Linked DNA regions of Mus musculus: all the other regions are linked to region 1. The links are chromatin loops, found by intact Hi-C in ENCODE. Cell type or tissue: left cerebral cortex. All regions are shown on one strand. Each heading gives the region's core, and the rest is flanking DNA. Links, peaks and the distances in the headings are about the cores only.

Region 1 (11,075 bases), core at 3,400-5,899:
AGATTTCTGAGTTCGAGGCCAGCCTGGTCTAAAGAGTGAGTTCCAGGACAGCCAGGGTTACACAGAGAAACCCTGTCTTGAAAACAACAACAACAACAACAAAAAAACAAAACAAAACAAAAAGAAGAAGAAGAAGAGAGAGAGAGAAAGAGAGAAGAGAGAAAAGAAAAATAATAGGCCAAACGAGGAAATGTTGACATTACTTGTATGGGATGCCCATTAGCTGGATTTAATTAGCATCACAGGGAAGCACAGTCAAGCAAGAAACAATATAGGTGCTCCAGAAGTCACAACTTAATGACCAGAATGAACTAGTCATCTGTATAGAAAAGGAAAAACCTAGTAAGCAAGTGATGGTGAGCATGCTGGTTGGGCACCAGGAAGGTATAAGAAGAAGGATGACTAGTCGCCATTAGGGACAGAAATGTTAGTGACATACATGTTCTAGATTGTGCCATAGCAGGTGTGTAATATATCACCAAGGTAAGAATAAAGAATAATATCAGGAACTCTGAAACTAGATCATGAGATTTGAAAACATAGCTTATAAATAACAGTGGTAAGACCAAATAGTCTCTTGGATAGGATTATAAGGTTAAACAACAAACAAACAGCCCATGAGATTGGCTTAATAAGGGATCAGCTAAGCTTCTGAGCTCATTAGATAATTGAATGGGATCTATCTGTTAGTGGTCTAAGCCTAGGAAAGGATCAAACATATAATACATCATGTCATAAGTGCATAGGTAAGTGCTCTTGACACAATAGCAAAGTGAAAGGGGATGACATGGGCGTGTGTATTTTAAGCAGGTTAGGTTGTAATTCAGAGTAAACTTGAAGGAAGGAAGAGTGAAATGAAAACTCACATCTTTGTAGAAAGACTATTCTATGTGATGGTGATAGCCTTTACTCTATTTAGGGAGAAACTACTGACATGGGAGTACTGCGTCATGCCTACTCTAGTGCAATTTTTTTTTTTTAAGATTTTTCTTGTTGGAATCCATATTAATGTACAGAAATGTCATCTTAGTATATGTAATTATTTGTCACTCACTTGATACTCAGTCATAGTAGTAGATTGAATGTAGAGGGATAACCTCCACAACACAGCTGAGGAGACATGATGAGTAGGACAAACAGGCAGAAACACAGTTTTCTCTGTTGACATTCCTTAAATAAACTATTTTCCTCTTTAATGTTTTTACTCTTGAAATAGAGGCCTAACATTAAATGAAGATGAGTATTAGTTATGATCAGTGTATCTAGAGAGGAATTATGTGAATAAGTCTCAAACCAGTGACCTCTATTAGTTAAAAGTTAAAACACGTTTTGGCAACTTTTTTATAATCTAGCTATTGACCTGTTCTTTGTGGAATTCCTTGTTTGGTATGTTTATTATACTTCAGTGTGTTTTTTCATAGACTTACAGATTATAATTTCTTCTATAAGTTGACAGTTCACATCTTCCTTTGCTCTCTTTATTCGGGTTTTGATATTTTTGCTTTTTAAAGAAGTCTGTGTCTTTGTAATTGAGAACTGTCACTTTTCTCCAAGGCTTTTAAAGAAACAGTTTTTCCATCGGGCCCTAAAAGTAATGAAAATGAAATATGATAAAGACGTAAAAAAAGAAAAAGATAAAGGGAAATCAGAAAGTGGGAAAGAAGATGATAAAAAGAGCAAGAAAGAAAGTGTTAAAGAAGAAAAAACAAAAAAGGAAAAAGAAAAAAAGAAAGATGGTGAAAAGGAAGATTCCAAAAAGGTAAGTTTTCCTAAAGTTAAATTAAAATTTAAAGTCATTATAGGCACTTGAGAGATGGCACAGAGGCTGTTGTACCAGAGACCCACATTCAGTTTCTTCACCCACGTGGAAACTCATCACCTGTTAACTCTGGCTCCCAGGACGTCTTCCAGCCTTCTTAAAACACTGCGTACACATGCTGCAGATGTAATGCAGGCAGAGCATCCATACACATAAATGAAAATAAAATGATTGTGTACATGTGCTCTTTATTGTCCTGTGCTCATAAGCTTTAAGAGCCATGTGAGATACCTGCCATGATTATTTGTAAACACCGATTTTACGGGCTTTGTTGGTGTTGGAAATGGTGAGACTTCTCATGAATATCACAGCTTTTGCTGTCTTGAGTGTTTGATTCTTTCCACCTGTCTGTTTGTAGGAGGAAACTCCAGGAACTCCAAAAAAGAAGGAAACTAAGAAAAAATTCAAACTTGAGCCACATGATGATCAAGTTTTTCTGGATGGAAATGAGGTGAGATTAGAGAATAATAGATTTGAATATAATTGAACTCTAGTTTTTCATAGAAAAATCTTAGAAATATATTTGATGCTATCACTACAAAAAAAATTTAGAAAAATCTAATCATACATTTAAGCATATAAAAATAACTTTCAAAAAATCTACGTTTCTAATCTAGTTAGAATCAGATTTGACTTCATTTGAGTTATTAAAAACCATGAAATTATAGTAGCTTAGTACAACACAGGTTTCCTTTTTCTTTCTCAGTAGCATGCTCTAGGAATGAACAGCACAGGCATGAATCACCATGGCAGGCCCATGCTCCTCCTTCCTTTTTTTCTGTGTTAGAGTCTTCTTGCCAAGGTGCCTCGTGGTCCATGATGACCTTAACTGTATCCACAAGAGATAAGAGGCAAACCATGCTAAGGACACTTGGGTTCACTAATTATGTTCATAATCTTGAAGATGCAGTCTTTATAGTCAAGATTTAATTTGCCCAGTTAAAATACAGAATTTCTGTTATCAAGAGAAAAAAAGAGCAGACTGGTTCATGGGGCTCACCTACTGATCTCTGGCACTTCTACAGTGCCAGACACATCTCTTGAGGGGCCTGAAATTTTCAACATTTCTAATGCTTTACACAAGGAGATAGTTTTATTCTATCTTTTCTAATGAGATTTGTGTGGTAATGGCTTTGCATGAAGACTGTTACAGTAGTCACTTTACTACAAAAAAGTAGTCCTTGCTGCTAAACTGTTGGAATTCCAAGACACACTTATGCCAACTGTTGTACCTATAAGAAGCAGTGTCTCCTAGGGCTGGGTGTTTGAGACTCTGCAGTAGGAAGCACTCAGATATCTTAAGTGTTAAGTGTATCCCTGAGTACTAGATACTTCACAGGTGCTATAGGAAAATACAGTGCAATTCTCTGCAAGGAAGCTTTTTTTAAAAAAAGATTTATTATATGTAAGTACACTGTAGTCTGGAGACCATGGGCATTTGACTTGAGCCTTCAGAACTGACTGGCAGATTGCCCATTGTACCAGGAAAGAGAGATAGATCTATTAGGGAAGAAAGCAAGCTGAACAAGCTTGCCATCTTGAAAAGGCCAGGCTGTGCATGTGCACGTGCGCGCACACACACACACACACACACACACACACACACACAAGAAACACTGTATCTCCAGACTTAAAATTGGAAATTTCCCTTTTATTAAACATAGGTTTTTAAGCTGAATATGGTGGTGTACACCTTTAATCCTAGCACTTGAGAGACAGATCTCTGTGAGTTTGAGGCCAGCCCCTGGTCTGTATAGTCAGTCAGTTCAAGGCTAGCCAGGGCTGTTATATAAAGAAACTCCATCTAAAAAGGGTGGGGGGATGTTAGAGGGTTGGGGTTTTTTGTTTTGTTTTTGTTGTTGTTCTTAAAGTGGTTACTAGCAAAACTAATGTTTTAAAATCTGATTCCCAAGAAAAATATAAACAGTAAAACAGGTTTATTCAGAACCCCAAGTGTTAGAAAAATACAAATTAATCAGAAAAAAATAAAGGGACTTGTTCAAAATATACTAAGAAATGGAAAAATACTGTAATTTAGAGAAGCTAGAGCTAGGAATACCGGTCTTTTAATGGCTGAGTGTAGTCTTAATTGGAAAGGGAGAGTTTAGAGTGTTCAGAGATGGAGACTGGGGAACTGCAGTAGAGAAGTAAACTTATTACTAATGTGACCTTAGAACTTTTAAGCATTGAGGTTTCTTGATTCTTCTAGGTTTTTGTGTGGATCTATGACCCAGTTCACATTAAAACATTTGTCATGGGATTAATTCTTGGTAAGTAGGAGAATATAAGTAGCTTTTTAGTATACTCTAAACTTTAGAGGACAAATGCAGGGCCTCAAAAAATACTTTTAAATTTAAAACAAAGTAAGAACTCTTTAAGAGGATATTTTAAATAAAGTTAGAAGATAAGTAACAAACTCAAATTATTTGCAGCAGCTAAATCATTTTTAAGGTATTAACATGGTAGAACAAGATAAATGTAGCTCACAGGAAAACACACCGACCATTCACCTGGTTAAGGATAAATCAGATACAGAGTGAAGTAACAAAGATTAAGATTTCAGAAATTGACACTGAAGTCCTGGGGTGGAGGGAACACTCCAACAATTGATGATGGTGCCTTCCTTTTTCTTTCTTTCCAGCAGGCAGTTTGGCAGTGCCTTCACATTGTAGGTGCTAGCACACCGCTCCTGTAAATCCTGTAGGGTTTCCCTTATGTTCCTTTTCATGGACACAGCCAAACAAAGCAATATTCAAATTTTAAATGCTTGTATCTTTTGGCCTACCAATTCCATTGAAAGGAATTCATTGTTATGGCTTTTTGAGTGTCATTAGTTTTTGTTTATTGTTAGTGTCTGGGATCAAACCCAGGGTCTTACACGTGCTAGACAAGCACTTCACCACTGAGCTCCATCCCCAGTCTAGAAGTCAGTCTGTTACATAATCCCAGTCATATGATGTCCATGTGCGAGTAGACTTGCAGGAGGATTGTCTCTTATCATGTAAAACTGAAAGTAGTCCCCACTCCTTGGGAGGAGAGTAAACATTGGCAGTGTAAGAGAACAGCATGCAGCCTTTGAGATAGGAAAAGAGAGCTGCCAGAGCGGAAGTTGCATACTTTCCTCTAGTTAGAAAAGGGTATTTGTCACTAATCTGTATTGTAAGTGAGCAGTCTCTGGGAATAGGATAAGCTTTATAGTGTTTACCGCTGAACAGTGGGACAAAAACTCGATGATTCCATCTTCACCATAGCCTTTGACTCGTTGTTTATATTGTGATCAAACTTGTGTATATATATATATATTTTTAATTTGGGGGACAAAAATGGGTGGGAAAGAATAATTGAACAGATAGCAAAAACATACTATCTAAAATATGATTGGTTAATAAGATATTTTAGGATCCCATTTAGAGAAACTTATAGTAAGAGTTAAAACTTAGTTAAACTCAAAAGGCTCATGCTGTGGATTGCTTCCAGTGTGGTAGTCACTTTGTCATAAAATCCTTGTGACGTCTCATTCCAGCAAGAACAGGCACTTATCAAGATAAGGTAAATTAACTTTGGAAGGGTTACTTAGCTAACGTGTGGTAGAGCAAGAGTCCTGTTCTTAATGATAAAGACTTAAAAGACTTAATAACCAGTCTTCTCATTTAACAGTTTTCCAAGAGGCCCTACCATAAGTGCAAAAAACAAACAAACAAGCAAACAAACAAAAAATCCTAGAGATGCTTATATAATTTCCCCAACCACTCTGACCTTTTTTTTAAAAAAAAGCTTTGTGAATCTGATTTCCCTGGAGTGGGAGGTGGGGTGTTCTTTGGTTTTGTTTTGATCTAGGTTTCCCTACTCCTAATATTAAAATAATATTAGCTTCAAAATGACAGTAGTTGGTCATTTAAGGAGTAGTTTTAATTTCTAGATAGTATTTTTTATAATTAAATGTAATTTAGGTTTAAAAAATGCTAACCTAGTTTAAGAACAGTATAAAATGTTATGTTAAATCACATGAAATTGCTGATAATTCATTATTCCTATACAAATGTTACTTTTTTGTCTCCATTTTCAAGAATATGTTCACTGTTGATTGTAATGAGGCCATTAAAGAATTTATTCTAAAAGTTACTCTGTAACTCTGTCATTTCTCCAGTGATTGCAGTAATAGCAGCCACCCTCTTCCCTCTCTGGCCAGCAGAAATGAGAGTAGGTGTTTATTACCTCAGTGTGGGCGCAGGCTGTTTTGTAGCCAGCATTCTTCTCCTTGCTATTGGTAAGTCTTAATAGTGATACTGATCTTGGTATAAGGTAGGTATTTGCATGTAGACTTTTTCCTGGAGCTCCAGTGTAGCTAAACAGCAGAATTAATGCATATAAGTCAAGAAGTGTGCCGTCCTCCTCAGACAAATCAAGAGTTCAGACATGACTCCGTTGGCGCTGATCTGGAATCTGCTCTAGCTTTTCAAACGTTCTTGTTTTGTTAATACTATATTTGATAAACATAATTCAGCACATTATAAAGTATGATTTATTATATATATATTTGTATTTGTATTATAGAATGATTAAATTAAGTTAAAATATTTATTGCCTTGTTTGGCTATCTTTTTTTTACAGTGAGCCTTTTGAAATTTACTGTTATTTTGATATATATAATATATTACTATATTTTAATCTTCATGTAAATGTGTTTTAAAATTAGCTAAAGTGGCCATTTATTTTTGCAGTAGTGAATCATTATTAGATATTTGAAATAAAATAAATGTAACTTGTATTAAATATATAAGTTCTAGTCATGTAGTTAGTTAAGTGGTTCTAAACAATTTGTTTACCATTTTAGGGACAAATACAACTTTTCTCTTGGGTACCAAAATGAATTCTAGATGAATGAAGGAGTTAAATAACTAAAAACCAAGTAGGAAAACAAAGTGAATGTTCTTAACATTCAGAATTATTGAGACGTTTCATACCTTCGTTCAAGACAGGGTCGTCTTACTACATGGCCCTAGATGGCCTAGTATTGAAAATGAGAGATCCACCTACCTTTCCCTTTCCGAGTGTTATAATTAAAATCATGTGCTATCGCTCCCAACCAAGATTAGTACTGCTTTATAGAAAACATTAAATCGCCCACAGTATTGATCTATGTTCTGTTGTTAGAAGATAGAACTTGGCGCACGCCTTTAATCCCAGCACTCGGGAGGCAGAGGCAGGCGGATTTCTGAGTTCGAGGCCAACCTGGTCTGCAAAGTGAGTTCCAGGACAGCCAGGGCTACACAGAGAAACCCTGTCTCAAAAAACCAAAAAAAAAAGATAGAACTTGGCCAACATTAAGTAAACGGGGTTCATATTATTTTCTTATGGGTAATTTTTAGTTATATAAAAGTAATATTTATTTTATGTGTATAGCCCTAAACAGTTTCTTTCTTCTCACCTTTATTCCCCTTGATCACCAAAGTATCCTGAGTTGGTACCACCACTCACATGAATCTGAGAGTTTATCCCCAGTTTTTTAGTCTACCATGGTAACAGGCCTCCCATTTCAAATGAGCCCTTTCTAACTTTGAATTTTTTTCCTTCCTGTAGCTTGGTCACCTTGAAAAAATGTTTTGCTGCTTCTCCAGACAGCACAGCACAATTGTAGGCCAGGAAATAATAGCTAATCCTGTTACACAGGTAACTAGTGCCAGTGTGATGCCTGGATCAAGGAGAGAAGCCGTAAAGTTTGAACTTACAGTAGATGCCACCTGGCTGTCAAACTAGTGAAAGTTACACAAGTTCCTTAAAGTTTTTCAGCAAAGTATTAGCTCTACTGAACAGAATTATTCTAGTTGCTATACTTTTAATTAAACCAGTAGCATCATGATTTATGTTAGATTGTTTGGACCTTTAAAATATTGTTTCTCCAGTTTTGAAAATAATTTTCCAGGTTTCTATGCATATAAATATGATGGATCAGATAATCTTGCAAATTAAAGAAACAAACACAACATGTAACTACACACACACACACAATATTTTAAGACAAAGTCTCTGTAACTCAGTTATAATCAGTATTGTAATATAACAAAGGATGACCTTGAATTGATGACCCCCCTGTTTCTGTGTCCCAAGTGCTAGCATTACAGGCATGTGTCTCCATGCCTGGTTTTCTGTAGTGGTGGGAATGAAACCCAGGCCTCCTCCTGCTTACTAGCGAAACCCTCCACCAACTGAGCTGCCTTCCACCCTTCAAATTCTTCTTTCAGATAATTTCTGTCTGTAGCCCACTTACACATCCTGTGGTATAGAATTGTGCAAAAATCGTTATAGTGTTTTTCAATAAGCATGGTTTCTATCACCACTAAGATGTGGCATTTTTGTGAAATGTGGAGCTTTTACTCTAAGGATGATAGGGATGGTGCATGTGGGTTCTGAGGTTCGTCCTTTATCTAGTGCCATGTAGAGAAAACCTGTTGCAAGTTCAAATCCTGTTAGACCCACTTTACATGTGGTAAGATACTCAGTTTACTTGCCATCTTTCTAAAATGCTTTTTTTTCTTGGATCTGATAAAACATTTCACCTCTATTACAACTTTGTGAATAAACTACAACATCATAATTGTATTTGGAGGAAAAAATTTGATGCTTTATCAGTGGAATTTACTTGTAAATTATTGCTTCAAACATATTTATCTTTTTTGTAGCACAAATGATTCTTATCTGTTGTATGGTATATTTTTATTACTCATGAAAATAAAAATACTACTTTATAAGTAAGTTTACTTAAAATACTGCTTTATAAATCAAAGCTAGTAACCATGTCCTTTGATTTATCCAAAGCACAATAATGAGAAATCCATGGACCTGCTATTTTGTAAGCTTTCTTTGAAATAGTAATATATAATTTTAAAGGAAACAGAACAAAACAAAACCAGTTACCCTAGAATACTTGTACAGTCATTGTGACCTTTAAAAAAGTAAATAAACCCAGGTGTCAGGACACATGCCTTTAGTCTTAGCACTCAAGAGAGGGAGGCAGGCAGACCTGAGTTTGAGGCCATTTTGGTCTACAGAGCAAGTTACAAGATAGCCAGGACTACACAGAGAAACCGTGTCTCAGGAAGGAAGGAAGGAAGGAAAGGCAAGGAAAGCAAGGGAAAGAAGGAAGGAAGGAAGGGAAGGGAAGGCAGGCAGGCAGGCAGGCAGGCTCACTAATACGTACTTAATTGGTAAATTCATGGAAAACCATTTGAAATATTAAGGTTTGTAATAATGTAGTAAGAGTAATCTCAGCCAAGCGTGATTACAAACATTTATGATCCCAGCTATTTAGAATACTGAGACAGGAGAATGGAGAGTTTAAGGCCAGCTTGAACTACACAGCAAGTCACAGGCTTTTCTGGACAGCTTGCCCTGTCTCAGAGTTAAAAAGGTTGAGGCTATAGTTTTATGTCGCCTAGCTGACAGGCCACCCAGATTCCAGCCCAGGCACCAACAAAAACACAAGTTCCCTCATAAATCATGTGTTTGAGCAATCTTGGCTGTGTGAGCATTATGTGGTTTCTTGGAGTTCCTTTGGTTTTTATTTATTTTAATGTTTTGAGATAGAGTCTTGGCGGGTAGCTCAGACCTTGCCCCCAGGTGCCAGGATTGCAGCACCATTGTAATTCACCACTGTATGTAGCTTATGTTTAAGGTACGTACAATTTTTCTTAACGATGAAGCAGTTGGTACTTAAATAAGCATAATTTGCCTAATTATCAAGACAAGAATTTGATGATAGAGGTTTTTTAATGCCTGGATTCTTCATTCAAAGCTGAGCTATCTTTTAAACAAGTTAGCACATGCTTCATATCCAGAATACATTTAAGGGCCCACTGAGTTTTTTGTATTTACTTTAAAATCAGGAATAATAATATATGTTTCAGTATATACACTTTTTCAGCATTATATTACATTATACTATATTGTGTGTTGAATGTAGTGGTTTTTAAAGTCAGGACAAGACATAAGGACAGGGAAGTAAGGCTGCATGGCATTCTGCTCTTCTGGCTGCTTTCTTCCAGTATCATTCATAGTCCTTATTCACATTTTCTTTACTTATGGTGTGATGATGTCATGGGTGCTTCGACTTCCACCTGACTACTGTTCTTACTGAAGCACAACTTCACAAAATGCACAAGTCCTCAGTGTATGTCCATGACTTAAAAAAAGTAATTTTTTGAGAACGGCATCATAACATTTGTGTTTCTAAGTTTCAAGCAGCTCCTAAAATATTGTCAGGTGCTAAGCTGATCTAATCTTAAGTATTTGTCTTTATGGTGCATAAAACATGCAAATAGAGCTAAATATTGTCTAGGTTCTTACAAACAAATATTACCTGTAGCTGCTTCAAGGCTTAATTTCATTTATTCAAGAGAAACCTTGCTCCCCACAGCTCGCTGCATCCTGTTTCTCATCATCTGGCTGATAACTGGAGGAAGGCACCACTTTTGGTTCCTGCCAAACCTGACTGCTGACGTGGGCTTCATTGACTCCTTCAGGCCCCTGTACACACATGAGTACAAAGGACCAAAAGCAGACTTAAAGAAGGATGAGAAATCTGAAACCAAAAAGCAGCAGAAGTCCGACAGTGAGGAAAAGTCAGACAGTGAGAAAAAGGAGGATGAGGAAGGGAAAGGAGCTCCGGCAGACCATGGACCAGAAGGCTCGGGCGGAGAGCGGCACTCAGACACGGACAGTGACAGGCGGGAAGACGACCGCTCGCAACACAGTAGCGGGAACGGGAATGATTTTGAAATGATCACGAAGGAGGAGCTGGAGCAGCAGACAGATGGGGATTGTGATGAGGAGGATGACGACAAAGATGGAGAGGTGCCTAAATCTGCACATGAGAAATCATAATCTGACTAGCTGGGGGACTAAATAAGTACAGCAGGTTGGGTTTTCTGTGTTGGCCGATCATCATGATGTACAGATGGCATTTGTAGCATTCTTTAAATCCATTTTCTGAAATGTATTTGACATTCAGTTACAGTCAGCCTTTTGTTTTGTAGAACGTTGGTACTGTTATTGGTACAGTTTAAAGCCATTAATAAGTTTTATCCATCTGATAATTTTACAGTAAGTAGGCCTCATTTTGATAGTCATCAGAGGTACATTGTCCACAATGACACTTAGAATAAGGGCATTTTTGATAGTTGTATGGCTTTTTACTGTTAGACTAATGGAAATTGCTAAAGAAACTGCAGCATTTCAGATTATGCATAAGTATATAGCC
Region 2 (11,075 bases), core at 8,052-10,551, 92 kb after region 1:
TTTTACAGGGAAAAAACCAAAGTGAAGCTGTTTCTTCTCCTGTGTACTCGTCAGACTGCCTTGAAATTTAACTAAAAATATGACAGCTCTTTCTTCAAAGAACTGCTCTCTTCAATACCAGCTCCATCAGTCTCCGCAGCTCCTGGAGGCCTCCTGTCTGTTGTTCTTGATCATCCTGGGGAAAGTGTTATTAAACATCCTCCTTCTAAGAGTGAGAAGGGGAGACGCCCGCTGGACTTTGATGGAGTACTTCTGCTTCTCACTCGCACTTGTCGATCTCCTGCTGTTGGTAAACATTTCCATCCTGACCTACTTCAGGGACTTTGTAGTTCTAGGTATTAGGTTTACCAGATACCACATCTGTCTGCTCACACAAATTATTTCCTTCACTTATGGCTTCTTGCATTACCCAGTCTGCTCACTGGCTTGTATAGACTACTGGTGTAATCTGTCCAGAGCCAGCAAGCAGTCATCTAGGTGGCAGAAATTACTTTATTTCTTGACAGTCATTTTAACTTGGATCTCAGTCCTTGCTTACGTTTTGGTTGACCCGGCCATCTCAGTCAGCCTAAAGGCACACAGGGGCTATGTGTACCAGTGCCCCGCCTATGTCAGCACTCAGAGTCACTGGCTCTCACTGTCTATGCTGATGGTTTTATTTGTGGCTTTTCTGATTTCATGGCAGGAAGTTGTTGCCTTGCTTCAGGCTATGAGGATAGCATCCTATAAGAGCAAGGCCGCCCTCTACTTTCCTTTCCCACTCCACTGCGGTTACGCCCTGAGCTGCAGAGAAGCACTCTTGCCCAGGCTCATCGTGTGCTTTCTTGGGACCTGGTTTCCCTTTGTAGCACTTCAGGTCCTCATCCTCTCCCTCAGAGTTCAGATCCCGGCGTACATAGAAATGAACGTCCCCTGGCTGTACTTTGTCAACAGTTTCCTCATCGCTGCAGTTTATTGGTTTAACTGCCACAAGCTTGATTTAAGAGACAGCTCGTTACCTGTGGATCCTTTCATCAACTGGAAATGCTGCTTTGTTCCAGTCCATAGACTTAAGCAAGTGGAGAGGCCCATGTCCATAGTCATCTGTTAGCATGCTGCTGTGCTGGGAGGAACTTCAGAAGCACCAAGATCAGTCTCACAAGGACAGAGGTGGCTCGGGACAGGAACTGAAGCTCGAGTCCCCCTTTCCAGCACAGCGTCCGTGGGGCAGATGCCAAGTAGTGCTGAGGATACATTAGCACAGCAGAATGTTTATGCCTGCTCGACAACATTGTGGAATATTTGGTATTAATCCAAATGCAAAGTAAACACATTAACATGTGTCCAGCTTGATGTTTTACTCCAAAAAAACTACTGGGTGCAAAATGTTATATAAATTTGAGATTCTATTTGCCAACTTTAAGATCTGAGCTTAAGTATTTTATAAACTTTAGAGCAAAAATAAAAGACTTAACAGGATTTGGTATAAATAAAATATATTGGGAGATTAGCTCATTTTATTTGTTTTTTGTTTTTTTTGTTTTTTTTTTTTTGGTTTTTTTTTTTTTTTTTTTTTTTTTTTTTTTTTTTGGTTTTTCGATACACGGTTTCTCTGTGTAGCCCTGGCTGTCCTGGAACTCACTCTGTAGACCAGGCTGGCCCCGAACTCAGAAATCCGCCTGCCTCTGCCTCCCAAGTGCTGGGATTAATGGCGTGTGCCACCAGGTAAAGTATTTTACTACAAGTATTCGTGCAGAGTTTCAGCTGTTCAACCGCTGGAGGTGGGAACAATGAAGGCTCTGGCCATGGCAAGCCAATTGCTTGTTCAGTTATAGCAGACGGTTACCAGGCCATAATCATGGTAGTAACATGAGATTAAGGGCTGGATTATCCTGTCTTGTATGGATAACCCTAACATTGTATAGATGCCAGTGGCACCTTCCCCAGAAGTGGCAATCAAAAATGTCTCCACATATTCCCAACACTCCTCTGGGCACAACTCCTAACCACACTCCCCAGTTAAAACAAAACAAAACAAAACAAAACAAACAAACAAAAAAGCCTGAGCAAAGCTCTGTAAGCCAGACTAATCTGAACATGCTTTATGAATTAAACTACATAGCTATCTTGGCTGCTATTTACAAATGCTAACACGTGTTTCAAGAACCACCACTAGCATTCCTAAAATTAGTAGCTTCTAGGCTGAAGCTGTCACTTATTGGTGGACTGCTTACTAGCATGCACAAAGCCCTAGCAGCACGGAAACTGAGTGCAATAAATAGCATATGTCTATAATCCTGTACTTGGCAGGTGTAAGCAAGAAAATCAGAAACTCAAAGTTACCATTGGTTACCTTGAGGTCAGCCTGGGCTACATGAGATCATCCAGTCCTTCCTCCCCCAGGATGACTTACCTTTTAACATCACAACTCACACGTATCCATTTATGTATGTGCTTATGTGTAACAGAAGTTTACAGTTTTAAAAAGTAGTTGTTACCTACCAAGTTCGTGACCTGCCACGGAGCAGCAGTGTGGCAATGGCAGGTCTGTGTGCCTGGCACTGTGGACACATTTGCATGTGGTGACTCTGCTGGGTTCTGCTCACATCCCTTGTAGATAAAGATGCAGGAAGCATCAAGGTGAAGCAGCCTACCCCAACTCACACAACCCTGGCATCGGAGCCCTGCTCTTTCCACTCTGCTACACCATTGGCTTTTTGTAATTGTTTTTTACTTACACCGCACAGTGTCAATGAACATCTTAAGGAATTGAGGTCCCATTTCCTTGAGCATACAGGTCTTCCGGGTAGCACCAGCCCTAGAGAGACAAGTTGGCCATGTTGCTGGATAATCAGAAATTCTCTGAGTGAGCTGCAAGCACAGGGTAAGCATTCCTGGTCTTAAATGCTTTTGGATAAGGGATAATCAGTATTGTCTGAAAAGGTAGGCCTCAGACATTCAGATGACACGTAATGACAGAAACCTAACCCGAGCCATTCTAAGGAAAAGGGTCCTGGGACAACAAAATAAACTAGGTAAACTAAACCAGGAGACTTTCTGGGGTGTTAAGTGTCATTTGCTAATACAGAGGGCATTCTGGCTGCCAACAAGCCAGGCTTTTAGAATCTCAATTTAAAGCTCCTACCTTTAGATACAAAACCTAGGAAATGATTGGCCTGATTTGAGTCATAGGCTCTATGGCCAGTGTTGCTGCAAGGAGACACTGGAAGGGAGGGAGCTTAATCTTTAGGCTGCGAGGTACAGTATTTAAAATGTTTAAAAAATTGGGTCTTAATTTTTACAAAGGAATAAAAAATTATATTGTTCTGTTTTTAAAATGCAAATAGAGATACAACCATACTGAAAGCCGACACAGCTGATTTGTGAGGCTGCGCTGACAGCATAGCGCAGCAGACCAACCCTCGGTTGCAGTGAGCAATGGTATGTGCTTGTGCAGTTCAGATGTCTGTCTGGAGCCGGCCCTTTTAATTCACTGGTGTACAATTCCTTCTCCACAGTTTTCTGCCTTCCAAATGGCCATAACATGAGAATAAAACATACTTAGCTATACTGAACTTAATATACTCTTTGTAGATTAGATCGCAAGAAATGTATAGTCAGTCCAGCCCTCCATTAAGGTCTTTATTAGCTTTCCCTGTCTCTCAAAAGCTTAAAGAAATAAAAATTCAATAACCAGTCAGGCTTTTATTTGTAAAGAACTGAAGTTACAACTGGTCTACAATATATTATTGTAATATAAACAACATAAATAAAAGATCCTGTAGGCCCACCACTAGCCGTCCGCCCAGACCCACTCGAAGCCGTGTTACAATACTCTATGTGAAAGTGTGCAGGTAACAAAGGTGCAATCCAAGCAAGGGTAAGCAGCAGAGGATAAGGTGCTTCCGTTAGCAGTTAACGTCGCCAGCAGACATCGATGCTCCTTGAACTTCACTGACTAGACACACAGAGGAAGTCTAAAGTTCACACACATGCTACTTAATATGAAAGTGCTTTCTCTTTTCTTAAAAAAATACAGCAAATGAACACTTTTTACACAGATAATGGTGTGCTCTTACAATGCAAAATTAACTTCATTCTCAGGTTATACACTGTAAAACTGTAGCTATGGACGCCAGGCTAGGAACTCTATGCTAAGGGTGCTAGAACTATATCATTTCCTGTGAGGAGGTCTCTAATACAACATCCAATGTAAGACACAGCTATTATAACCCTAACATTTGCTTTCTCTAAGATTAGAACATGTTTTCTTTCCCCCTTGGTGATGCTTTTTTCCTTGATGAATCATGTTTTGAGTTTTTTTTTTTTTTTAAATTATAAAACTTTGACTTTAGAACAATGGTCAGAACCAAAAGCAAGATTTCTAAAAATGTGCTTAAAATATTAAAAAACAGATAATCCCAACAACCTGCCTTTGTGAAACAAATTTTAAGTGCCATTCGCAAAGCATTCTCACCAAATTCAAGAGGCTTGAAGTCAGCAGCCTCCCTCCCCTGCCTCCCTGTGCATGGCTGTCTGTAATGTACAACCCTCATTTCTAGCATAATCCCTGCACTTTCCAACAATTTCTGAATTTTGATTTTTAATCCCCTACTGTACAAACCAAGACCCATCTCTGAATGAGGTTATTGGCAGTCAATTCCATCAATGTGGGAATCATACACAAAAATTACACCCTGTATTCTCAGCTGAACTCTTAAGGTCTAAGAATACAGACACAAGAACAGCATTTATGCAACAGAGATCTAAACAACACAGGATATTTTACAACTTAGGTATATTTCAAAAACTTAAAAAACACCTTAAAAGTAACCAGAATCATGAGACAAATTACAAAGATCAGATTAGTGGGCTATTTAGATTATTATAACTTACAAAAACCTTAATTTGAAAGCATCTATTATATATTGTAATTTAACACTTTATTTGGGCATTTCCCCGCTTTAAAAACCTATAGCTATGATACATAAAGTTTTTAAAATATATTTTTATATCTTTATAGAGAATGTGAGTAGCAACTGATGTTAGTTAGCATTTAAAACAAGAATTACAACCTGATTCACAGAGCCCCAGAGTGACACCGGAATTCACACCATTAAAAGTGACTTTGACCCCATCTTCACTCACTCCTTAAATACTTGCTAGCACAAGCAGGATCTGCTTTCTGGTGGTGGTGGTGGTGGTGGTGGCTTTCGAGGCAGGGTTTCTCTGTGTAGCCTGACTGTCCTGGAACTTGCTCTGTAGACCAGGCTGGCCTTGGACTCACAGAGATCTGCCTGCTTCTGTGTCCCAAGGCTGGGATTAAAGGTGTGAGCCACCACCCAACTAGGAACTGCCTTCTGTCACCAGTTCTGCATTTTCAAGCTGCAGTGCAGACCCTGTCTTTGAGAAGTGGCTGTCTCTAACACACTACAATAGAGTCAGCACTGTGGAGAAAGCAGCCGTAGCAACCTGTTCTCTGCCTCGTTTCAGATGATTCTGTTTTGGAAAACTCTTCCACTATCAATACTGGATATAAACTTTTGCAACTAAAAATGCACAATGATTTCACATTGACTTCTTGCATCCTGCCACAGACAGACCACGTAAAGGGACTGTCCTGACAGTGCCTGTCACAAGAGTTTCACAGCCGGTCAGGGCAAGCAGTCTTACTGTTGTCAACAGTCAAGGAGATGGCCCACAGGTGGGAACAATGTGAGTGGTGGTGCGGTTTAGCACTTGGATGTTATTAAACCCCCACTCCCAGAGAGCAGGGCGTTACTGGTTAATTGCCATTCATTCCTGGCTGTGCGGACATAGATGCTGAAGCAGCACTGAGTTTGTTTGGGAAGACTTTACTTGTTATTTTCTTGGTCATATATTGCACACAGAAGCCAAGTGCTCAGATAGTTTACAAATGAAGGAGCAAGTGCATGGGTGCTGATATTCACTTGCCAGTCGGTCAGCCCCGTGGGAATCCCAATTGTGTAGCTTAGGATTGTAACTTTAAAGCTCGGGGAGGGTGTTCCTTTAAAAATGATTTAAGCAAACAACAACAACAACAACAAAACCAGCCTATTTGGCAGTGCAGGTATCACACTACGTTGAAATGAGATAAAAAGCCAAATAGCTGCCCATCGAGTCCCAGGGCTGCCGGCCATCTGGAGTAACACCAGGTCTCCCAGCCTCTCTGTTCCCTCTCCACTCAGCACAGTAATGCAGCAGCAAGTGTGTTTATCTCTCACTCCTGAAGAAAAGTTGTAATTTGCTCACTTTTAATACTACCAAAACATTTAACACAAGCATTATGTATAAGGATTTAAACACTGTACATATTTAGTTTAGTTGAGGCAAGATTTAAAAAGTCCCCTCAGTGGGTTCATGTTTTCCTCAATGATGTTCTAATCTCCACTACTCGTTCACCACTGTCAGAGAAAGGTCCACAAAACACTGATGTATTCCATTAAGCCAAAAAGCAATAGATACTATGAATATCTAAGATGATGACTGAAACTAAGTTAGACATTATAAAGGACTTAACTACATCCCTCTTACATTTCATTAAAACCATGCCATGCTAGCATAATGATGTTTTAGATTTATACTGATTTTTTAAATTAAAATTCATTCATTACATACTACTTTAAATTTTCTCGTCCTATAGATTTATGCCCAATATCAGGAATATCATAGACAGCAGTAGGTTTACACTTGAAAAGCTTCAGAAAGACCTCTGCCTAAAATATAGTTATATAGAAGCTCGTTTTGTGCCTAACACCATATTCAAATTGTATTTTTAAATAAAATAAAAGGTCCACAAGTTATCAAAGGAGAAAGAAAATAAAGCCCTTGTGGAAATAATTTCCCTTAGGTATGGCACTCGCCAGAGTGTGTGCAAATGAGACTCTGCTGTAGAGAAGCTGTGCGTGTCAACAGAGGGCGGGGCCTCCTAAGGTTTTTCTCTAGAACATGATGGTAATAATTGTAGATAAACTCATATCTTGTAACTTTCAAAAAGAAAAGTTTTCTCTTAGTATAATGTCAAGTAGACTTAACTCTAAAACTGCATATACAACTGATAAGACTTAACTCTAAATAAATAGACTTAACTCTAAAACTGCATATACAACTGCTAACCATTTCAGGCCACTTTTTAAAATGTCAATATCATTTTCAACATTTTTAATTGGAAAACAGCTTTTATTTCAACTATAAACTATATGGTAATGCATTTTAAAATCTAACACCAGAAATATCTTCCCAGAGAATTCCTTAAGGGCTTGGTTCAATGAGTTCAATTTGTTAAATTTGAATAACAAAACACATTTACTCTTCCTAATACTTATTTGTACTCAGCTAAACTCAAAACCCAGCTTTGATATGAAACAAAACGCTCTGAATGGAGTGACATATCAGTACTGAAGCCTGGAGTTGGAACAGTTCATGTCACGGGTCATTCTGCTTTACGCCAAGAAAATAAGTGGGCTTGGGCTTACTGGAGTCCACCAGTCAGCAACTGTCCTGCAGTGCCTTCCTTCCCTTTATGACTGGCTGCAAAACTGAGCCAACTGTCATATCTGACTGGATATGCCTCTGTAGTCTGGCCACTCGATCATAACAAACTCCTACATTTTGACAGATTCTCTCCCTCTGATTATCATCTTCAAAAATCCAGGATTACTCAACTTGGGTACCAGTGGTACTATTAATATCAACACTCCTCAGAGCAGGGACAGGTGATAAAGAGAAATACCTAATTTGATTTTAACCAAATCTTGACAAGTTAAAACCATAGGGGCTAGGTTTGGCATGGTGGCACAGATATTAAGTTCTAGCACTTGAGAGAAGGTCAGAGGACCACAATTCCAGGTTAGTCTAGGCAAACAAGAAAAAAAATACAGTATGCAATCTCAGGTGGCGTGTGAGGCCCTGACTCAGTCCCTAGCACCAACAAACAAAACAACTAACAACACACCTTGTCCCGCTATCCATCACCAAGGATATCTAGCTACTAAGGACCATCATCATGCTAAACGTCTTCATTCAGGTCGCAATATCATCTTCCTATCTGTCGCTTACTCCCCTTTCCACTCCCCTTCTCAAATAACCTTCAAGGAATAAGTCACACAGACATATGGTACACAAGAAACTAGGAAATGATTGCATAGATGGATAAGACTTTGATTGAAATACAACTGGTGAAGTTATAAAGGCCCGCCCTAGTACAACAGCCTGAAGCTCTCCAAGCCAGGATGCAACCCAACCCCATGTAAAAAACTAAGAAAGTCTGTGTACTTTATTGGAGGTGGGGTTGGAGGTGGGGTTGGAGGTAGATGGGACTCAGTGCAGGAAAGGAGGTGAGGCCATCACATGCTGAAAGTACCAGTCAGCAGCAAGTGTTGCTGGCATTCCCCAAGTCTTCAAACTACAACACTTAGTCAGCCTCTCTAGCTGAGAACATGTCTGAAGTGCTTTTAGAGTATTCCCAGTCAGAGATTTCATATACTGGACACAGGTGCTGAGACACACAACCTAACAAGCTTGTGAGAAAATGAGTCCTCTGAAAGATTTCAATCCAAGATTTGTGTTTATAAATAGATGCACTTAATATATGAAGACTGACTGTGAATAGTTACTCAAAGGCATGGTAACAATACAGTCTCACACACCAGTCTTCCAACACAAGAAACAAAGAGGAAAGCAGCACAGAAACACAGAAAGTCAGGTTGCCCTGATTAATGAACTGAGCAGAGGAAGAGGCCCCGTCTGCTCTGCCACACTCTAGCTGCTTTACCAACACGCTCTCCTCTTGTTCTGGCATCTCTACTCCCAGGTAGTGACTCTGCCCATCCATTAGTCACTGTCACGGAAGGTGTCAGGTGCGAAGGCAGCATTCCCTGCTTTGCTGATAAAGCTGTGTCACTGTGCCTTACATGTGTGTATGCAAAGCGTCTAAGTTTAAAGTAACTTTTACAAGCCAGCTGTTTATTTTCCTAAGAACACAGAACTTAAAACAAATAACATGTGAAAAGTGTGTCCCACAGTGGTTGAAGGGTTTCAAGTCAGGCAAGGCAAACTCAGAAAGCAACAATAGGAAGAAACCATGTTCCCTTCCTGTCTTTTTCTTTTTTTCCTCTAAGAAAGTTCTTAAGTGCTTAGTAATAAGAAAGGAAATGAAACTAGCGTTCTTCCTGTCCATGTCACATTGAACAGCCTAATACTCAGGAGATAGAGAGAAACACAGAGTGTGTCCCCATTTAATGTAATTGAAGCTTTCAAATTAGCACAATTAAAAATTACCTAGAAAGAAGTACCTACAGCAATGGGAGAACTACCAAACACCAAATGAGCCACTTCTAAATAAAATAACCCACTTGTAAAAAAAAAAGTGTATTTGCTAGTTAAATTTAAGTGCAGACAACAGAAGATCTGGGCTACTTCTAAGACGAAGGACAAGAAGGCATCCTCCAAGAGAAACCCTTCGTGTAAACTGTGTAGGGGTGCTTATGGACAGTGCTAGGCACAGGGGTTTCTCATAAGCACACGATGGGCTGGTTTTAGTACAAGTGCAGAGTTAATGCCTTAAAGGCTAGATGTAAGTATTTGTAGGAGGGAAGCATTATTGCTGGAGGTCTATTCTGGACAATCCCATATTCACTGTGGATTACTAACTACACCATAGTTTTCATTCCAGAGGAAATGTGCCTTGTGCCTCCTTCATTATGGCAGGCAGTCCTTAGTGCTGCATAGCCAGCCTCTGTTGGAGACAGGAACGTCCGTGACAACTCTGCCATGATGACTCAGTACTAATATATGCAGGTGACTGTAGAATACCTGCCTTCCTTGAAATGTGAATAACCAAATGTGACACAAAGAAATAGGGAACGTAGCCTATACTACTGTAGTCTGAAACAGGAGCCTCAGCTACTTACACATTCTGAGTCTACACAGGACTACTAGTGAACAGCTCTTAAAACTACTACAGCAATAATCTCACAAAGCATACATTCAAACAAGAGGCATCTAAAGATTAAAAAAATTATCCACTATATTTCTGTATAAAAATAACCAACATTTTCTAATGTACACAAAGCCAAAAGATAAATTTATCTGTGATGTCTTTGTGACATCTTTTAGTCTTCTACTAACTCAACCCAATCTCTGAAAAGCGCCATAAAGATGACTGAGCTCAGACTCTGCTGTCTTTTCCATCTGTGCCAAGGCTATGCACATGTCCCTTCATTTGTTCAGAGTTCTCAAACATGTAGCAAAAAGATAGAGAAAGCAAACAATGTCAGCAAATCTTTTGATGCCCAGCACTACAAAGATTTCAGAGCATCCACAGAAAAATTTGGCTTAGTGTCCTAACAGAAAACTGTTGAATAAAAACTTCTGATTAAGAGAAATCACTTTAAATACTTCGTGGGAAGAATCCACAGCCTTAGTAAGGGAGAAAGAACTGCATTCTAGCCAGACTCAGCAGGGTTGCTTCAAGGAAGGGATTCCACCTCCACTGCCACTGGGCTGCTGAAAGAGGCTCCGAGGCATGGCTGCATCAAGCACCATCATCGGTGCACAGAACAGAGTCAGGAAGAGGTGACAATGGGCCAGGGCCACACCAGAGTCACATGGTCTGTGAGTTAGCCTGGTTTTATAGCCCAGGTTTATGGATTTCCTTTCCTTTCTAGTATACGGTAAAACCAAAACCTGCTTCTGCAGAACTCTGGTGCCACTGGCTAACCCTTCACTGCACATCGCCCTCCTCACAGCCATCACTTAAGTATGCCTCTCTGCTCAGCCAGGCTGCCCACTGTGCTCACTGGCACCACTGGCATCCATAATACATCGTTCCTGGTGACAGAGGGGCATCCTATGTACTGTAGGGTAGTCAGCAACATCTCCACTGGCTGTCACACCTCAGTTCCTATAACCACCCTCACAAAACTCAAGCCCAAGCCATGGCAACCAGAATGTGTCTAGATATTGCCAATTGTCCCCTGGAGGACAAGTTCTCCACTGAGAACTATTGCTCTTAATGTACAAACCAGGAGGAAAATTGTCAGTCATGCCAACCTGGGTAAAGGCTAGACTAGAGA
Region 3 (2,500 bases), core at 1-2,500, 130 kb after region 1:
CGTTATGTGGCAGGCACTGTAAGGCTAAGTAGTTTCTGACTGCCTAGTTGGCCATTTAACAACCGAGGTGTCACTTCCAGTGTAAGTAAAGAAGTTGGAGCTTAGCACCCACTGACCGCTACCTAACAGGCGTGAGTTAGGAAAACTCTGGTATATCTAACCACACTCTTTACAACTAATACATGAAAATTAGTCTTTATTATTACATATGTTAATACACAAAGAGGCTCTCAAAAAAAAAAAAAAAGGCAAAGAATGCTGTTACTACCTCATTTCTTACATTTTGCCAGAAAGTGAAACATGAAATGAGACACAGCGCAGCAGGGACAGCGACTCATGCCTGAGATCCCAGCACTGGGACAGACACTGAGACAAGAACACTGCCTTGAGTTCAAGGCCTGCAGCCCACACCAAGTACCAGGCCAGCCAAGGCTACACAGCAAAACCCTGTCAAAAGAAAAAACCGAAAACACACCCCAAACGAACAAAAGATATTATAAATATGTAATTAAATAAAAGGCCAAAAATGATACAATATGAGAGTCTGCCATGAAGTCTAAAAATAGCATCACACAAAGTAATATCTGCTCAACTGTTTAGCTGAAAGTTTACTGAACGTAAATAATTTTATGTGAAGTTTACTGAGGTATCACTTATAATGGATGTAACCGTTCCATGAGTTTTGACAGCAGATATATACCATATAACCACCATTCCCACCAACACACAAAACATCCCGCTCAACCTTTCCTCTCGGCCTCAGGGACCAGTTATCTAATGTTTTCACTATGGGAATTTTCCCTATTCTGGAATTTTATAAATGCAGAATCCCAGGTGCACGTCTTGTGTCTGGCTTCATGATAACCATGCTGTTATGGGTTTATCTGTGACTTGCTCCCCCACCTGTGAATATGGCCCCACTGTATGAATACAACACCATCTGCTTACACATTTGGCACTTAGAGACTATTTAGCTGTCATAATCTACTGTAGCTCACCAGTCATTCCAGCCACCCAGGTGAGTACTAATAACACTCATTATGGTTCTGCTGTGTATCTATAATGATCTACGATGTTGAACATGTTTTTCATGTGCTCATTTTTTGTTTGAAGTTGTTGTTGATGATGATGAGACAGAGTCTTACTTTTTGGTTCTGATTGTTAAGAAATTCACTATATAGACCAGGTTGGCCTCAAACTCAAAGAGATCTATTTGCCTCCTAAGTGCTGGAATTAAAACCATATGCCATGCCTGGCCTATATATTGTCTTGTTTTAGACTATCTCCTCAAATTTTTTGTCCAAACTAACCTCATAATCAATTATTAAGCTATAGGCATTTCTTTTAACATATTCTAGGTACAATCTCTGGTCAGATACATTTTTTTTAAAGATTTATTTATTTTATGTATACGAGTACACTGTAGCTGTCTTCAGACACACCAGAAGAGGGCATCTGATTCCATTACAGGTGATTGTGAGCCACCATGTGGGTGCTGGAAATTGAACTCAGAACCTCTGGAAGAGCAGTCAATGCTCTTAACCACTGAGCCACCTCTCCAGCACCCTGGTCAGATACATTTATTGTGAATAGTTTTTTTTCAGCCTGTAGTCTGTGTACTCATTTTCGTAATGATTCTTTAAAGAATAATTTATAGTTTTAATAAAGTCTAATTTATCACTATTGTTGTTTTGTAGTTAATGCTCTTTGTACACCCCAAGAAAGCCTTGACTAGACTTGCAGAGATGCTGTCCTGTTTTCTCCTGGAGAGTTAAGTTTTTACTTCTATCTTTAGGCTTATATTCTACTTTTATTTAATTTTTGTGAATAAGATAGAAGTTAGCATTCATTGTTTTCCATAGTGTCAAGTAAAGTAATATTCTACTTAAGTAACTACCATCCACTTCAGCTTATATATTATATAACTGCTTGCAAAGAAGTCTACAAAAAATAATATAATTCCCATAAAAAAGGAATCTAGTATATAATAAAACTAAAAATACAATGTCATTAACAAAACCCTCATTAACCTTAGTGAACACCTAGTAAGCTAAATCTCTGTTCAATTCTATTGTCAATTCTACAAACAACCATGTTCTCCAATTTCTCAGTCGTGCATGAATTTCCCCTGAAAGGCATGGCCATGCACTCTGCAGTGGAGGCTGAGCCGAGAGCGCAGTGCCAGTCTCTCCGAAGAGACACAGCCCTCAGGGGCATACTGTGAAGCCAGACAGTCTCACCTGAGCAGCTGCAGACTGACAGGAAGGTGACGGTGACGACGAGACAACAGGGATGTCAGACTGTACAGCAGCCACAGTGGTAGCAGGTGTGAAAATCAGCTGTACAGACAGAAAACCAAAAGTAACAGCCTGAGACTAAAGAACACGTCCCACACACAATGTGCAGCAAGCAGGCAAGACACTGAACCCTGTGACAGAGAGACAATGCCAGTTAGGACCACCTCCTAAGCAAAAGGCTTCACATGACAAAGAGAAGGTTG

What was found. A loop is a pair of places that touch in the nucleus more often than their neighbours do. Peaks named below come from ENCODE experiments on the same cell type or tissue, not always from the same donor. Only the 100,000 strongest peaks of a DNase experiment are listed, where the experiment ranks them.
Region 2: a loop joins it to region 1, with 2.0 times the contacts of the local background. A loop is called at or near these places in 3 of 42 quality-filtered maps.
Region 3: a loop joins it to region 1, with 2.4 times the contacts of the local background. A loop is called at or near these places in 3 of 42 quality-filtered maps.

The regions. Positions count from the first base shown.
Region 1 is chr3:30,808,268-30,819,342 of GRCm38, forward strand. It overlaps Sec62 (SEC62 homolog (S. cerevisiae)), which reads left to right. Exons shown (of 8, transcript NM_027016.2): 4 at 1,555-1,759; 5 at 2,178-2,270; 6 at 4,029-4,089; 7 at 5,967-6,086; 8 at 10,233-11,075. The coding sequence ends at 10,699. Among named protein-coding and RNA genes, the nearest start is that of Sec62, 21 kb to the left of the region's middle. In left cerebral cortex, for the core only: no CTCF peak of the experiment used is centred there; a DNase peak (open chromatin) is centred at 4,819.
Region 2 is chr3:30,895,702-30,906,776 of GRCm38, forward strand. It overlaps Phc3 (polyhomeotic 3), which reads right to left. Exons shown (of 15, transcript NM_001165954.1): 15 at 3,594-11,075. It overlaps Gpr160 (G protein-coupled receptor 160), which reads left to right. Exons shown (of 4, transcript NM_001134385.2): 4 at 9-1,493. The coding sequence starts at 80. The coding sequence ends at 1,090. Among named protein-coding and RNA genes, the nearest start is that of Gpr160, 45 kb to the left of the region's middle. In left cerebral cortex, for the core only: no CTCF peak of the experiment used is centred there; no DNase peak of the experiment used is centred there.
Region 3 is chr3:30,946,462-30,948,961 of GRCm38, forward strand. Phc3 (polyhomeotic 3) reads right to left here. Exons shown (of 15, transcript NM_001165954.1): 6 at 2,241-2,339. Among named protein-coding and RNA genes, the nearest start is that of Phc3, 22 kb to the right of the region's middle. In left cerebral cortex, for the core only: a CTCF peak has its summit at 1,423 (motif pointing right); no DNase peak of the experiment used is centred there.